2 separate regions of the Homo sapiens genome follow, and region 2 is linked to region 1. Evidence: chromatin loops called from intact Hi-C (ENCODE). Cell type or tissue: B cell. All regions are shown on one strand. Each heading gives the region's core, and the rest is flanking DNA. Links, peaks and the distances in the headings are about the cores only.

Region 1 (8,929 bases), core at 385-8,384:
TGACCCTCTAAAGATTTTTAAAAGGAAGGCATGGACAGATCATAATGTAGTTCCAGGACAAAGTTAAATAAAGCAAATGAAATCAAGCAAAATCTAGCACTCCACTGGGTGTAGAATTCATAGTGTCTAACATTCAATCAAAAATTACCATGCTGCAAAGAAGCAAATACCACCCACAATCAGGAGAAATAGACACAGAAATGATAGAGACAGATGGAATTAGCAGATCATGACCTTATGTAACGGCTTTATAAGTATTATAAACACACCTAAGATAGACACTATCAGAATAAAAAAGAAAAACAAAAGACCCAACTACATGTTGTCTACAGAAACCTACTTTAAATATAACTACACAGATAGATTGAAGATAAAAGGATAGAAAACTACATACCACATAACTATTGCTCAAAAGAGAGCCAGGTTACTTACATTAATAACAAACAAGCCTTTAGAACAATGAATGACTATCATCAGGGATAAATAGGGACATTTCATAATGACAAATAGATCAGTTCATCAATAAGACATAATTCTAAATGTGTAAACATCAAATAGCAGAGCTTCAGAATGCATAAAGCAAAAACCAATAGAACTGAATGGAGAAACACAAACGTAGAAGGAAGTTTAAAACTCCTCTATCAGTAATTGATAAAACAAGTAGACAGAAAAGAAGTAAGGACACAGCAGACTTCAGAACCACTGTCAAGCAACCTGACCTAATTGACGTTTATGTAATACTTCTCCCAACAACAGCAGAAACCACATTATTTTTAAGTGCACGTGGAACATTCAACAAGAAATATCCTATTATAAGGATAAAACTATTCTCAAAAATTATAAAATACTTAAAATCATACAGAATACCTTATCTAACGATGGTAGAATTAAAATAGACATTAATAATAGGAATGTGGAAAATCACAAATATTTGGATGTTACACTTCTATGTAAGACATGGGTCAAAGATGAAATCACAAAGGGAAACTAGGTAATATTTTGTAGAGAACTAAAAACTACCAAAATTTCTGGGATGTGGCTAAAACATTGCTTCGATGAAAACTGATGGCATTGAGTGATATGTTAAATAATAAGGTCTCAAATAAGTGATCTAAGTTGCCACATTGAAAACCTGAAAGAAAGAAGTTCAATGATTTAAGCTTTTACCTTAAGAAAGTGAAGGAAAAGAGCAAATTAAACCCAAAACAAATAAAAGGAAGGAAATAATAAACATGAGAGAGAAAATCAATGAAATAAAAGTAGAATACAGAAAACCAACTAAATCAAAAGCGAGTTGTTTGAGAAGAGCAATTAAATTAGTAGACTCCTAGCTAAACTGATCAAAAAAATAAAGAAGATCCAAATGTACTAACATTAGCAGGGAAAGAGGGGACAGACATCACTACAGATTCTAACATCGATAAAATGATAAAAACTTAATTATTATAGGATTAATGGCAACACATTTGACCATTTAGATGAAATGAGATAATTCTTTGAAAGATATAAAACTCCCTCAAGAAGACACAAATAACCTGAATAGCCTTCTGCCTATGAAAGGAATTGAATTTGTAATTAAAAACCTCCTTCCCACATCTAGGATCAAATGGCCTTGCTGGTAAATTTACCAACTTCCCAAGAAAAAAAGGATGCCAATTCTAAACAGACTTTTCAGGAAATTGGAGGGAACACCTCTCAACTCATTTTACATTTTACATCAGCACTTCCCTGATCCCAAAACCAGACAAAAGCCAGACAAGAAAACGACAGATCTCATGAACATACATACACATACCTCCACGCATAAAAACAATATTCAATCAGTGTAGAAGTACTCCACCTAAAGAGCTTCTACAGAACTTGAATCCATTAGTTAAAAATACTAAAATGCCACACTATTTCATTAGTTTGCAACAACCACTGATTAGTATCACAGAGGACTATATTTATTAGCTAAATTTCAATTTAAACCTTAACCTAACTGATGGATGAGATAAAAGGCTCTAATTTTTTTAAAAAAGAGACAGTCACGTGTGGCAGTGCGTCCTGTAACCCGTTACTTGGGAGGCAGAGGCAGGAGAATCGCTTGAACCTAGGAAGTGGAGGTTGCAGTGAGCCGACATAGCGCCACTGCACTCCAGCCTGGGTGACAGAGCCAGACTCCATCTCAAAAAAAAAAAAAAAAAATTAGCCAATCATGAACTTCTGTCTGGATATAAACAGTGATTAAAGCTGAGTATCAAAACAATCTGAATTTAAAACAAGATTTTTAAATTGCTAGATCACACAATTTTAAACCAATATTTTAAAAAATGGAGCACACTTAAACACATGGCTCTGTAAAACACACTGTATAAAAATTTTCTTAAAGTACTTTGGTGCTATTAATTTTAAAAACTTAAACAGATTATTTTATTATTATTGTTTTGAGACAGGATCTTGCTCTGTGACCCAGGCTGGAGCAGAGTCAAACAATCATAGCAGCCTTGACCTCCTGGGCTCAAAACGATTCTCCAGCCTCAGCCTCCCGAATAGCTGGGACTACAGGTGCATGTCACCATGCCTGGTAAATTTTTTTATGTTTTGTAGAGACAGGGTCTCCCTATGTTAGCTAAGCTAGTCTTGAAGTTCTGCTTCAAGTAATCCTCTTGCCTCGGCCTCTCAAAGCCCTGGGCTTAGAGATGTGAGCCACTGTACCCGGCCGATTATTTTATTTTAGCTTATCCTTCTTGCATTTCTATTGCTGTGAATTATTTCTAAGGTGGAGTAGATAAACAAACACACACCAATGTGTCTAGACTGGAATGCAGCTCAACATTCTTATTGATGGAGAATGAATCAAAAACGGTTTTGGACGACTGCTTTACACCACCACAACATACTGAGATCTCCAAAATGCTTGGGACTCCTATGAAGATGAAAGCCAAGACAAGACTATGACCACAGTCAGAGATTACGGGACATCCGTCAATTATACGCCCTCTTTGGGCCTCAATTTTGTCATCTGTCAAAGAGCAATGATTAACGTTCCTCATGGAATTAATTCACAAGAAGAACAATGCCTGGAAAATGACATGGGTGAGGAAGCCCCAGATAAATGTTAGGTAGTGTCGTTATCATCAGATATAGCTCCAGTGTATCATCAGGAATGAACGATCCTAATCACCTGATTCAAAACTGCCTGATGCCTTCACAAAGTTTTTCATCTTTTAAAGAGTGCACACAAACTTTGTCTCACTCAGTGGCTTTCCCTGAGAAGTAAAAGACGAAAAAATGCAAATGGAGTTCTGTTCTAGGGAGAAGCTGGTTAATTATGTGTATAAATGAACTCCAGTTCCCAGCTCCTAGAATTTGGTGTGCTTCCGTGGGTTTACAGGAAGGGCAGAGAGACAGATATCTAGGTATCTGTTGCTCCAAACAATCAGCTCACAGGACACATCTCCAGGGGAAGAACTGGGGAATGTGGAGAATCAGCACTGTGAGTGGGAAGAAACGCTCCTGCTTTCCTCCATCCTAGAGACCCAAGGTGGGTGAGAACAGGGATGTGCAATTAAACAGGATTAAACAAAGGAAAGAGGCAGAAGACAGGCAGCTGCCGCGCGGTCTCAGGTGTTCGTGGCATTCTTTTGTTGGGTGATCTGGCCATCAGAACCCTACAAGCCTGAACATTCTCTGTACTACCTAAGACCTGCAGTGAGCAACAGAATCAAGTGGGGGGTACCGGGGGTTGACAACGCAAAGTGGGAGAGGGAACCGCTTAGAGGGCCGTGCATGTCATTAACGCTGTGTGCCGAGAACCATGTCCTGGGCCTCAGTCTAGAAGAGCTCTATGAAGTGAGACATGGAAGACAGCCCGTGCCACTGGGGCAGACGATGTGGTCAGCTGATGGATGCCACCTGGCTACCTGTGAGAAGACGCTGATGCTATCCCAGGACCAGACACACCTGTGGGATTCTGCTGAGCCTCCACTTCCTGCATGGGCATCCTAAGGGTGCCTGGCCCGTCACCCCACCCCACCATGGGGAAGGTGCTTTGGCATGCTGTCTTTCTTAGGGGCTACTTTTGCAACTGCCTGAACAGCAGGTGTTATGCTTCAAAAGCTTTGTGTGACTGAGAGCAGTGGGTTGAACGGTAGCCCCCAAACAGAAGTCCTCACCCATGGTACTTCTGTCTTGTTTAGAAAAAGGGTCTTTGGAGATGTAATTAAGTTAAAAATCTTGAGATGAGCTCACTTTGCCACGTGGAAACGGAGGCAGAGACTGAAGTGATGTGGCCACAAGCCCAGGGATGCCTAGAGCCCCCAGGAGCTGGGAAAGGCAGGAAGGATCCTCCCCTAGAGCCTACAGAGGGAGTGTGGCCCTGAGACACCTTGATTTCAGACTTCCAGTCTCCAGAACTGGGAGACAGTCAACTTCTGTTATTAGAAGTTGCTGAGTTTTCAGTATCTTGTGGCAGCAGCCCCAGGAAATGAACACACAGGTGCTCTGTTCTTGAATGTGAATGAGCAGAACAGACACTGCCAGGTGTTTGTGGAAGAAGACTCAAACAGGCAGAAGACAGGAATCTGCCAGAAAAAAATGACAATCCAGAGAAAAGTGGGCGAGGAAGCAACAGTCATGATAATAATTAGTATTCATGAAGACATATAAGTTACTGAGTCCTTAAAACAAAAACAGAATGCTAGAAAAGAACAATTCCCAGAAGAAGAAAGAACATATGAGGATTAAAATAAATCAGGAGAGGAGGGCCGACACAGGCAATGTCAGCTACGACACCAAGCTGTCTGGGATGCGGTTCAAGACAGTTGTGGGGGGCAGGTGGTGGACAGACGGCTGCTCTTTCTCGTTCCTTAGAAATATGTCCGGTTTGGCTGGGCATGGTGGCTCATGCCTACAATCTCAGCACTTTGGGAGGCCGAGGTGGGCGGATTACTTGAGGTCAGGAGTTGCAGACCAGCCTGACCAACATGGTGAAATCCCATCTCTACTAAAAACACAAAAATTAGCCAGGCGTGGAGGCACATGCTTGTAATCCCAGCTACTCGAGAGGCTGAGGCAGGAGAATCACTGGAACTCAAGAGACGGAGGTTGCAGTCAGCCGAGATCACACCACTGCACTCGACAGAGAAAGACTGTCTCAACAACAACAACAACAAAAAAAAAAAGAAGGAAAAAAAAAGAAATACGTCGTGATTTTTAAAACATTGACAATATTCAAATATACACAGAAAGAAACTGCCTGATTGATATTGCTTTATTTCCTGTGAGGCAGTTTCACTTCCTGAGGACTACAGAGAAACCCTGTCACCCTCCGGCCTCCATCCTCTTCCTAAGACTCAGAATCTGAGCTGTTACCTGCATCTTTGCGGGTGAAGACATAGCTCATGTGCTTTCACTTCCTGGAAACTTTACCAGGCTTCTCACACCCTTGTAACCCGCTGGGATTCACCACAACACCTCCAGCAGCTGGCTGCAGTTATTGCGGTTGTATGTATGTGGTTAGAAACTTCCACTCAAGAATGAGTCACAACCTCTGCACTCCCAAGACCCCATGCAGACATCCAGTGAATAAACTGCTTATTTCCTGCCGTCTGTTTTCCTCATCCTCGTACTCCATCCTCTCTGTTCTTAGGAATGGAAGGCAGTGGTGGGGGCAGGAATCATTCCTTTTCCTTGCAGTACATGTGTGCAGCATGGAATAGAAAGTGATTTCAGATACATAGTGGGAAGGTGAGCTAGTTTTCCTTTGACTCCATCCATGGCTTATGAAGCAAGCTGAATGCTGGCTGTGGGGGTGTGAGGATGGCCCCTGCACTACACAACAATGCTCAGAGTTTCTCAGGGTTTGTGTTTCCAATTAGGAGGCCACGCTTGGCTGGCACATGCTGGGCCCTCAATAAATATCTATGACCGATATTGAATGGACAATTAAGGCAAAGGTCATTAAAAATAACATTTGGCTATGTGAAAATCACTCAGATTCTAGATTTTAAGTGTTCTCCCCACAAAACATGATGAGAAAGTGAGATGATGCATGTGTTCATTACCTTGACGCAGCCACTCCACAATGTATACATACTTCAAAACACGTTGTGTGTGATAACTATATACGATTTCTATTTGTCAATTAAAAAATAAATAAGTTAAAAAAATAGCATCCGGTTATCCGAGTTCATGGTGGGGAGCCTTCTCATGAAGCGGTTAGCATTCTCCTTTACACAAGACAGACCTGTTACTCTCTAATAAGATGCTGCCTCCTGGAAAATGTGTACCCAGAGAGCACACACGGTCCAGCAGACGTCGCTGTTGTGGTATAGCACATGGAGGCAGGGGATAAGATTCGATGTGATTGACAGGCACATTTATCCAAGAGAAAACTTTCAAGATCTGATGGAGTAATGCAGGGTTTCCATTCTTATTTCTTGCCTACTTGAAGTTCCTTGAGCGAGCTGAAAGCACTTACTGTTGCGAGGCTTCCTAAGGAAACATCAGTTCCAGGTTCTTCACAAATGTCACACGTGATCTCACAAGGGTACCATGTTCTGAACAACACTGAGCTTTGGAATACTAGAATTGTTGGCACTTCACAATGCAAGGACTTGTCTCGCTCTCTGAACCCTGGGTTTTACGTGGGCAACTTGGCAAGTCCACGAGCCTTCGGTCATCAATGGACAGTCAGGGGCCACATGCAGGAAGCTGTTGCTGTGTGAAGAGCTGATGCCCTGAGAGAGTGACCAAGAAGGGAGAAAGATGTCTGCAGGTCAAACAGGCACCTGGGATTCCATAAAATGGATGCAAGTTAACTTTAAATCATAAGGGGTAAGCTGTGTAGGTCAGGTATTTACAAAGGGGTCCACGAAATGGATTTTAGCAAACTTCCTTTAAGTTTAACATCTGTTTAACTTTTAAAAACATATGCTGATGCATTTATTTCTTGTTCAAGATTTATCGAAGGAAACATAATTCCATGAGGACACGCTGCTACCATTGTGATAAATGGATTGGTCATGCTCAGTGACAAAAGTGTCTCCTGGACCAGACTCTACTCAGGCTGCTCTGAGTCTTTTTCTCCACAAGGCCCCCACACTGGCCTATAAAGACTTGAACAAGTTCAACAGCTCAAGGTCACACCGCTACATGACTCTAGCCCCCTTAAAGTACTTGCCTACGAAAACTCAAGGCTGCCAAAATAACTGATTGTTGGTTCCAGCCACTCCTGCAGACAAGCCTCTGTGGAAGGGCAGGAGCCTGACTTCTATCAGCACCAGTGAAACCCAGATGGCTTCACACTGACCAAACCCTCTTCCTGCTTTCTGCAATTTTCACTTCCCCAACTCTGCTGAGCCCCTGCTGACCCCTCCCTACTCCCTGAATTTCCCTTTAAAATGCCCAGTCACCTCTGGGATAATTGATGTTGAGCCCAGTTTCACATTGGTCTCTTTTCTCTATTGCAATAGTATATTATGGAAGAAAATCTGTGCTGATCGCTTTAACTACTGTCTGGCTGTGTTTATCCTTGACACTAGAAAATAACCAAAGTCAAATTCCCCAAAGCATATAGTATTCACATTCATATATATAGTTTTAAAAACTGTGACTTTAAGTATAAATTTAAAAGAAATATTAACTAATTTAGGAAATCTGGCTAATATAGATTCTTGATTTTTTATAAGTTCTGTATGTTTATCTATTAAAATGGAACCATCACTTACAAACACTACTGTGCGCTTTTTAGTTCCCTCACAGGAAACCTCTGGTAGCCACAGCCACTGTGAGTGGGCGTCTCTTAATGATTTACTGCAGAGCCATGCCTCAGGCTATCCCTCTTCTGATCTTCTCCAAGCTCTAGGGAGCATGCTTCTTTCTCAGACATCATTGATTTTGGCAGAGCACCTCCTTCCTTTTTCTAGGCCTTCCAAATGAATTCTGCTCTTTTGAAAAGGTGCTTGCTGCTAGGGAGAGGGCCCTTGGCTGTGTGCAGATCTTCAGTCCTAATTTACTAGGGACCCGGCACCAACTCAAAGCTAATATCAGGGATCGCCACTTATGGAATTTGCACCACAGGATCCGGCTTATGGAATTGAGTGACTAACCTATATCCTGGACGTAAGACAGTGTGGTAGTGTGGAAGGAAAGGAAACAGGAGAAAGGAATTGGGTTGAGGGGCTGGAAGAGGAGCAAGGCTCTGGCAAGACTGGCTGAACCTCATGGAACACTCCAGCCAAACACGACTGACTGAGTCCGCGCCCCAGCTCAGGGCCCTCCTGGGGCAACCTGAACAGTGGCAGTCTGAGCTGGGAGTAGGAAAGTATGGGTGGAGGTGTACTGGCTTGACAGTGCTCTCCCCACAAAATTCATGTTCACCTAAAACGTGGGAATAGGACCTTAGTTGGAAATAGGGTCTTTGCAGATGTAATCAAGTTATTATGAGGCCATACTAAATTAAGGTTGGACCCTAAATCCAAAGAAAGGAGAGGGAAATTTGGAGACAAAGACACACAGGACGAGGGAGGGCGTGTGAAAATGGAGACAGAGATTGGGGAGTTGAAGGTACAAGCCAAGGAAAGCTAAGGGTGGCCGGCAACTACCAGCAGCTGAAAAGAGGCAGGAAGGATCCTTCCCTAGAGCCTTGAGAGGGAGTGCAGCCCTGCTCACACCTTGACTTCGGACTTCTAGCCTTCTGAGGTGTCAGACAGTTAAGTTTCTGCTGCTTTAAGCCACGGAGTTTGTTAATTAACACAGCACTACCAGGAAGCTAATACAGTGGGTTGACCCTGGAGGAGAAAACTTGGATAGACTGAGGTTCTATCTGTGAGATGACCTTAAACCATCTTAATTATCTTTCTCAAATTCTGGTACTTGACACACAAATTTGTGATACTTGATGGGGAGACAGTGTGGGAAACCTGTGTTTCCTTTTTTGGCAAAC
Region 2 (8,929 bases), core at 290-8,289, 340 kb before region 1:
GTGAGACCATCCTGGGCTACACAGTGAGACCCTGTCTCTAATAATAATAATAATTAAACAAAAATTAAAGAATGTTGCCTTAGATTTTGCAGCAGTGGAGTGCTAGCAAAGGCCATGTGTTTGGGGGCTTCTCTTGGATTTACGAGAATCAGGTGCACAGACAAATTACGTATAGGAGGCCTGATGCTTGCGGTTTATCAATACAAAGCTGGAATATGCATTGCAAGCAATTTACAAATGAATGAATCATATTAATACAGAATGCCTGCTGGATCCGACTGGTTACATAGTATTCAAGTGCTCCCAACCACAATCTGTTCTACATCAAAATAATTCATTTAACCTCTTGCTTATCAATGACTTTGCTATGTGAGCCAGTGATATTCAGGAAGCTGGTGCATATCATGAACTTTTCCTGTACTCCTCACAACACTTCATGGTTCTCAGAGGCCCAGTTTTACTCAGGGCAGGCTGGTTTCTTTTTAACCAAGTTAAGATTGCATTCTGTTAAAGAGATAAAAATATGTTTCCATGGTTCAGGTAGTGTTGGGCTGAGACCATCTACACTTGGGACACAGATCTGTCCACACTGCCCTCTTCTCCAGATGTTTTCAGTGACCAACCACCTCGGACACTGCAAAGTGAAGGAAAACGTTTTGCCTCAACATAAAAAAAAAAATGTTATGAGGTCATTAAAAATGCTGAGGAAAGCAGAAAAGATAAAACCTCCATAGAAACAAAATATACTTATTTTTGCATACCTTTCTCTCTTTGTGTATTTACTTATTTTACATAAGTATCACATAGAAATAAATTCAGACATAGAAGCTACAATGTTTCACATAATGATCTACCCACTTAAGTGAAGAAATAAAATATTACTAACAACTGCAGTCTCCTGTGTATACTTTTGCAACCAACCTTCACTCCCCTCCACCTTGTAGTAATTCATCCCTCTCTTGAATTAATCTTTTAATCTGTTCCATGCACTGCTTTATACTTTTACAATAGTGTTGTTCACACTCCATTTACACACTTGATGTGTACAGCTTTCCAAATAGGGAGGCCAAATAGGGAGGATTGCTTGAGCTTAGGAATTTGAGACCAGCCTCGGCAACATAGTAGGACCTCATCTCTACTAAAAATTAAAAAAAAAAATTAGTTGGGCAGGGTGGCATGCACCTGTTTTCCCAGATACTCAGGGTGTTGAGGTGGGAGAATGACTTGAGCCTGGGAGATTGAGGCTGCAGTAAGCCATGATCATGCCACTGCACTGAAGCAACTGATCAAGACTTTGTCTCAAAAAAAAAAAAAAGAAGCAAGAAAAGGAAAAAAAATCTACTCCATTAAGGTATTTCTAAACCAATAACGACACACTTCATTTGTAAATGTTCATTCCTTCATTCAAGAAAAAAAAACATTGAAAACTTTATTGAGCTTCTAGTATATTCTAGATGAGAAATATAGTGAAAGAATAAGAAAAAATTTAAACTCGTATCCTCAGTGAATTTTGTATTATACTGAGGGAAGATACAATGAACAATCAATATGAAAAATAAATAAGTGGTCTAGTAGACTGAATAATGCCCTCCTATCCCCAAAGATATCAGGTCCTAATACCTGGAACCAGGAAAGGTTACTTTATATGAAACAGGCTCTTTCATACTTTATATGAAAAATGCAATTATGGATTTTGAGGTAATGGAATTATCCAGGTGGGCCCTAATATAATCATGTGTATCCTTACAAGAAGAAAGCAGATATTATTGCACATATAGCCAAAGAAAATAAATCATTCTACCATAAAGACATATGCACACATATGTTCATTGCAGCGCAGTTCACAATAGCAAAGACATGGAATCAACCTACATATCCATCACTGGTAGACTGGATAAAGAAAGCATGGTTCATATGCACCCTGGAATACTATGCGTCCATAAAAAAGGATGAGATCATGTCCATTGCACCAACATGGATGGAGCTGGAGGCCATGATCCTAAGTGAAGTAACACAGGAACAGAAAACCAATAACTGTACATTCTCAGTTATAAGTGGAGCTAAACATTGAGGACAGATAGACACAAAAAAAAGGAGAAATAGACACTGGGGCCTACTTGAGGGTGGACAGTGGGAGGAGGGTGAAGATTCAAAAACCACTTATCAGGTACTATGCTGATTACTTGCATGATGAAATAATCTGTATACAAAACACCTGAAACTCACAATTTTCCTAAACATACCTGCACCTGTAACCCTGAACCTAAAATAACAGTTTTTTTAAAAAAGAGGAGGCAGAGAGACATCTGTCACACACAGAGGACGAGACAATGTAGAGAAAAAAGATCTGTGTGCTGTGCTGATCTTCAAGATGGGATTCAGGCTAAAGGAAGATTTAGATTCAAGCAAAGGAAGGCCAGCTACCACCAAAAGCTGCACGAGATAAGGAAGGATCCTCCCCTAGAGGCTTCGAAGGCAGCTCATCTGTTCTTGATTTCAGACTCTGGCCTCCAGACCTATGAAGAAATACATTTCTGTTGGTTTTAAACCATGCAGTTTGTGCTGATTTGCTAAAGCAGCCCGAGAAAGCAAATACAGTTGGCAAGAAATATTATGAAGAACATTAGAGGGGAGTAGCTAGTGCTTGGGGTAGGGAGTTGCAATTTAGATAAAGTGGTGAGAGAAGACTGCTCTGAGAAGGCAACGTTTGAGCAAAGACCTCAAGAAGGGAGGGGAGGGGATTGTTTCTAGAACCTGGTAATAACTCTGGGAGAGCTTTGCAGTGAGAGTGAGCAGCAGGTATTAGGACCCTGAAGGAGGAGCATTCCTGGAATGCCCTAGGCACCCAGAGTGGCCATGGATGAGGGAGGGAGGGAGGGAGAGTAGTAGGAGGTGGGGCCACAGAAGTGATGGCGGGGACCCATCTTTGCATGTCACTGCAAGGTTCTCAAATTTTAGGATGCAGGAGAGGGGTATCGTAGGATATTGAGAAGTATCCCTGGTCTCTGCCCAAAAATGCCAGCAGCACCACCCACCCCATTTCCTGTTTCCAGGTTGGGAGGTTGGCACAACTTTGTCTCCTATTTTAAAAGGATTACTCCATCAACTGGGTTTAGAATAACCTTGAGGGCTTTGTGCTGTCGATGCGAGCACTGAAGCAAAAAATACAAATAGTATTACTATTATCCTGAAAGACCCAATGGTAGCAGTTTCTAGAAGGTCATGATGAGATTAATGAGAAGAGGTCATATTCTGGATATGTTTTTAAAGTTCAACAGGCAGGACTTAATGAACTGGATATGAAAAAAAAGGAGTAGATGAAGATGCCATCATGGCACCCTAGAAAACCTTGGACAATGCTAGCAGATGCAGGTGCAGGCAGTGCTTGATGCAACTCTTGGTTTCTCATATCCCAGGGGGTGTGGTTGGTCCCCCAGTCCACATCATCTAATTTAGTCCATGTACAAGAGTTCTTAGACACTCAGAAACACACACAGTTTCTAGAACTGAGGACAATTCTACAGCTTACAAAACCATCATGGATGATGGGCAACAATGTAATGGAATCTGTTGGTGCCATGCGTGTCGATTTCTGAGAAGTGTTGTGAAGCTTTATTGGAACTCTGGTCATTATTGTCTTCTTTTCTAGATGAGTAGTTCCCAACTCTGTCTGCACCTTAGAACCACCTGGGGAGGCTTAAAGAATCCTGTACCCCAGCTGAATCCCACACCAATGACTTCTAAGTCTCCAAGCGTGGAATCCAGGCATATGTATTTTTGAAAGTTACCCTTAGATTTTTCCTAAATGTTTTGAGCAACTGTCCATTTTCTCTTCATCTTTATCCCATAAACTAGTGATACTCTACAGGGATTATTCTTTCCCTAGGGACATTTGGCCATGTCTGGAGACATTTTGGGTTGCAATAACCCAGTTAGCATCTGTTGGGTAGAGACCAGGGATGTTACTCAGTACCCGACAATGCACAGCACAGCCCCTACCACAGAGAATGACTTCACCCTCAAATGTCAAAGTTGAGAAAACCTACCCCAAACCCTCAAATGTCAAAGTTGAGAATGAGAAAACCTGCCTCAAACCCAGGGAATTTGATTACTGCATTGATGGGTTCATTAATCATTGCCAGACATTTTTAAATGCCTTTCCTCTTTTTTTCGGTGCTTTTGAATTTAATTGACAAATTGAAGGTCGCATGGGAAGACAGCAAAGAAATAGAGGAAGAGAGAGATAGAGTACAAACACCTGCGTTGAGTCACCATTTCCTGCAGCCCTGAGTGCCTCTAGTAGCTAGTGAGGGGGACAATTAGCAGTTTTTGAGAGTGATGAGAACAACTATTTGCATGTTCTTTTCCTTCCTGAATTGTGTTTGTGAGAGCTAAGTTAATCATCTGATAGAGCCACATTCACACGCCAGGTGTTGCGGTTGAACACCAATGTCTGTTTCTTCAAGGTTTCGAAAATGGTTCACGGAAGGGCCTGCTTTTTGCTGAAATCGTGCACATGGATGATAGGAACACTTCCACTCTCAACAGTCACATGGCATCCCTTAGGAAGCTGCAGTGACCTAGAAGCCATCAAGGACAATTTCCTGAAAGGGGTTTGCTTTTCTGAGTAACCGCTTCCTGAGCTTGCTTCTCTGTTTGTGGGACCTTATTTTTCAGACTGGCTCAAATAGGTTATCAATTCGGAGTAACATTGCTCCTCTCCAGGGACATTTGGCCATGTCTGAGGACATTTTTGGTTGTCGCAACTGGAAATGGCAGAGTGTGTGTGTCGGGGGTGCTGCTAGCATTTGTTGGGCAGAGGCCAGAGATGCCACTTAACATCCTACAAAGTATAGGACTGCCCTCCACAATAATGGTCCAGCCCCTGATGTCAATAGTGTCAAGGCTGAGAAGCCCTAGAAAGAGAACAGTAGGATAAAGAAAAAATGAATGAACTTACAAATAATTTCCACTATGTGATTTAGATAGAGGCACAAATATTCCCTCTCTTCTCCAAATATTTCCTCCTTCATCTGTTGATCTTCAAGGGAGTTTTACTGTAAAACTTTGAGCTTGTCTTCATGTTCCAAGAGGGATGGAACCTGAGCTAAAATTTAATACCTGGCTATTTTTGGAGTAGTATTTTAGTTTCTAGAACCTGGGAATAGGCAGTGCCCAACTGATGCTCTTCTCATTTATTTATTAGCCTACTAAGATTTTGTGAATGGTTACAGTAAAGACAATGGTCAAATTTTATTTATCGCAGAATGTCTCTGTCATGTTTGATCATAGACACCTTTAGCAGGGTAATTTTTACTATTCCCTATTCCTTTAGGGTGATCAACTCATCCTGGTTTGCCCAATACTGTCACAATTTCAGGAGTGAAAGTCCTATATCCTGGCAACTTTCCGTATTGTGGGGTGGGTGGTCACCCTGCATTCCATGGAATTGGTTTTCCAAGTAATAATTTTTGTGAAATGCAGCACTGGTGTTTGTTATTTTATTTTATTTATCTGGTATTTTATTTGGTATTTGGTATTTTCCCAAAGGATAACTTGGTAATTAGCATTCTCCCATTGGGAAAATAATTGATCAAAAATCTGTTGTCATGGAATAGACACTTCTTTGTACACATGGTTGGACCTTTAACTAGGGAGACAAAAGATTATATTTTTAACAATTAAGGATACCTATTTTATAGAGTTGTTTCTGAATTATTCCAGATTTTTCACTTCAATATTAAATTTATTTTTATCAGATTTTATAAAGCTCAAGGACCATTAGAGATGTCCCTAAGAGTAAGGTTTTTGCAAATTTAAAGAATCTGTTTTTGCGTGCCTGTCAGTATTGTAATCACTTTTTCCTTTTCCAACATAAGATCATACATTAAATTTAAATAATAGCCTTATTAATAATTGGAACCCACTGCAGAGATCCCTGAGAAGGCCCAGAGGCCACATGTTGAGCCCAAGTGAGTGCATTCATTGAAATGTCATGTCAGTAATACCAAGAGGGCTGATAATGATACACCCTCTCGTGCTCCTCATCCCACACTTTCACGACATCTTATCAACGAGTTCTAATACAATAAACTTACATGCACTTGATAGAATAATTGCCATTTTAATTTAAAAACTTGGCAGAGGCCAGGTGCGGTGGCTCACGCCTGTAATCCCAGCAGTTTGGGAGGCTGAGGTGGGCAGATCACCTGACGTCAGGAGTTCGAGACCAACCTGGCCAACATGGTGAAACCCCATCTCTACTAATAATACAAAAACTACCCGGGCGTGGTGGGGCACACCTGTAATCTCAGTTACTCTGGAGGCTGAGGCAGCAGAATTGCTTGAACCTGGGAGGTAGATGTTGCAGTGAGCCAAGATCGCACCACTGCACTCTAGCCTGGGCGACAGAGTTAAGACTCCATCTCCAAAAAAAAAAAAAAAACTCGGCAGAGACTGAAATTGTTTGTACCTCCAAGTCTTAGTTTTCCTCTGCAGCTCTAAGCCAGTGGAAAATTGACAAATTCCAACACAGTTTTTGAGAATTATCTATGTGACTTCAAACGTGTTAGTTTACATTCCCACAATGGATTCACACATGCATACATATGGCAACTGTTGCATATGTAAATGAATGCATCTATAGGAAGTCAATAGGAATTCAATATATCTTTGTATGTGAATTTAATCGAAACTGATGTGTCTGTATATGCATATATACATATATACACACATTTATACATATAGACATACATAGGCACACATGAATATACATAGATAAGATAGATATAGATATATAGAGGGATATATAGAGATAGATGGTGGATGAATAGATAGGTAAAAACAGATATAGACATATGTAGAGAGATACATAGGTATACATAGGTAGGTAGGTAGATAGGGAGGGAGGGAGGTAGATAGGTATAGGTAGGTAGATAAGTTGATTGACTGATTTCATGATACATCCTGGAAAGTTACATACAAGTAAATTCCTAATATCAACTCATTTTTATGCCATTTTTTCTCCTCAAAGTAGAATACTACATGCTTGTATAAAGATTTCTCTCTTTTTAAATCTCTCTCTCTCTCTCTCTCTCTCTTTCTTTCTTTCTTTCTTTCTTTTTCTTTCTTTCTTTCTTTCTTTGATGGAGTCTCACTCTGTCGCCCAGGCTGGAGTGCAGTGGTGCAATCTCGGTTCACTGTAACCTCCATCTCCCAGGTTCAAGCTACTCTCATGCCTCAGCCTCCCGAGTAGCTGGGATTACAGGCACATGGCACCACGCCTGGCTAATTTGCTACTTTTGTAGAGACAGGGTTTCACCATACTGGCCAGGCTGCTCTTGAACTCCTGACCTCAAGTGATCTGCCCGCCTCGGACTCTCAAAGTGCTGGGATGTGAGCCACCAGGCCCGGCCTTCCCTCTTTTTTAATGTGTATAGTTGGAGGATTCTGGATAAATAACAGGGAAATGATATAACTGGATTTACTGAATTAACTCTCAAAACCCTTTTCTGGATTCAGACATTGAGTGGGTTGATTTAGGCCAAGGTCCCCAAATCACTGCCCACAGGCCAAATCTGGCCCACTGCCTGTTTTTATGAATACAGTTTTATTGGAACAGTCACATTAATTTATTCAGGTATTGTCTGTGGCTGCTTTTGCTGTACAATGGCAGAGTTGCCTATTTATGGCAGAGACTGTGTGGTTCACAAAGCCAAAACATTTGCTATCTGGCCCTTTGTAAAAAAATCTTTGGGCTGAGTGTGGTGGCTCATACCTGTAATCCCATCACTTTGGGAAGCCAAAGAGGGAGGCTCACTTGAGCCTAGGAGTTCTAGACCAGCCTGGGCAAGATATTTTTTAGAGACACTCTCTACAAAAATAAAAATTAGCCGGGCAGTTGTGGTGGAGCACACGCCTGTAGTCCCAGCTACTCAGGAGGCTGAGGTGGGAGGATCGTGTAAGACCAGGCGTTCAAGGCTGCAGTGAACCATGCTTATGCTACTGCACTCCAGCCTGAGCGATAGAGCAAGACCCTGCCTCAAAACAAACAAACAAACAAAAAACCAAAAACAAACACAAAAAAATTTTGCTTATCCTTAAGTCAGATTAAAGAGAACCAGGTACAGTTATTTTTAAGAACACATGGTTTGAGAAAGTGAAATACATAGCTTCCGCTCAGGTTACAAAGTCACATATATTCAAATATAGTGTTTTCAAAAATTAGGAAAATAAAAAGCCCCCTTTTAAAATGCTGGACTTCTTTGTTTGGAAAAATGGGAACCATTCTGTGTTGACCTTGCCCTATTCTCCTTCAAGATGCTTTCAGTAGGGGAAACTGGATGAAGAATACACAACGGCTTCCTGTACATCATGCTGCAACTTCTTGTAAATCTGTATTTGTTTTAAAATAGGTAAACTTAAAAAAATAAATAAGCTCAAGCCTGCTTTGCTCTGTTCTTATTGCAGTGACTGTCTCTATCATTATTGCATGGTTCCCATAAGACGTGGTTGTCTGAGGGCAGCCCCACCAGCCAGTCAACAAGTTTCATCACGAATAAAATTCCAAATTTTGTTTTGGATACAACACAAGCCACTGTGGCTTCCATTGCTACAGGCTAACATTGACTTAGTGTTTCCCATTTACCAAGATTGTACCAGCTAATGTAAAGGGTTTGGGGTGGTGGGTTCTTCCACATTTCACCCTCTAAAGAACTCAATGAGGACTTGCATGATTATTAATACGTACAACCTGGTTTTATCTTCACTTCCATGCTTTCCATTGCTTTTGTGTTTCACATCTCATTTCCTTTGTTCCATATGTTGAATTTATATCTGAAGCCATATTCAATGGACATGGGGACATGAGAGCATGCAAGTTAATCAATAGGTCAGCATCGCAATAGTTTGCAGCTGTAACAGGATGCCC

The links. A loop is a pair of places that touch in the nucleus more often than their neighbours do. Peaks named below come from ENCODE experiments on the same cell type or tissue, not always from the same donor. Only the 100,000 strongest peaks of a DNase experiment are listed, where the experiment ranks them.
Region 2: a loop joins it to region 1, with 14 times the contacts of the local background. A loop is called at or near these places in 3 of 110 quality-filtered maps.

What each region holds. Positions count from the first base shown.
Region 1 is chrX:7,078,750-7,087,678 of GRCh38, forward strand. The region is part of intron 2 of PUDP (pseudouridine 5'-phosphatase); the gene reads right to left. Among named protein-coding and RNA genes, the nearest start is that of STS, 64 kb to the right of the region's middle. RefSeq lists enhancers at 3,390-3,890, 3,891-4,391, 4,511-4,580. In B cell, for the core only: no CTCF peak of the experiment used is centred there; a DNase peak (open chromatin) is centred at 5,382; H3K4me3 peaks cover 1,223 bases; H3K27ac peaks cover 1,941 bases.
Region 2 is chrX:6,734,732-6,743,660 of GRCh38, forward strand. It overlaps a transcript of PUDP not described here. Among named protein-coding and RNA genes, the nearest start is that of VCX3A, 200 kb to the left of the region's middle. In B cell, for the core only: no CTCF peak of the experiment used is centred there; a DNase peak (open chromatin) is centred at 4,460; H3K4me3 peaks cover 234 bases; H3K27ac peaks cover 640 bases.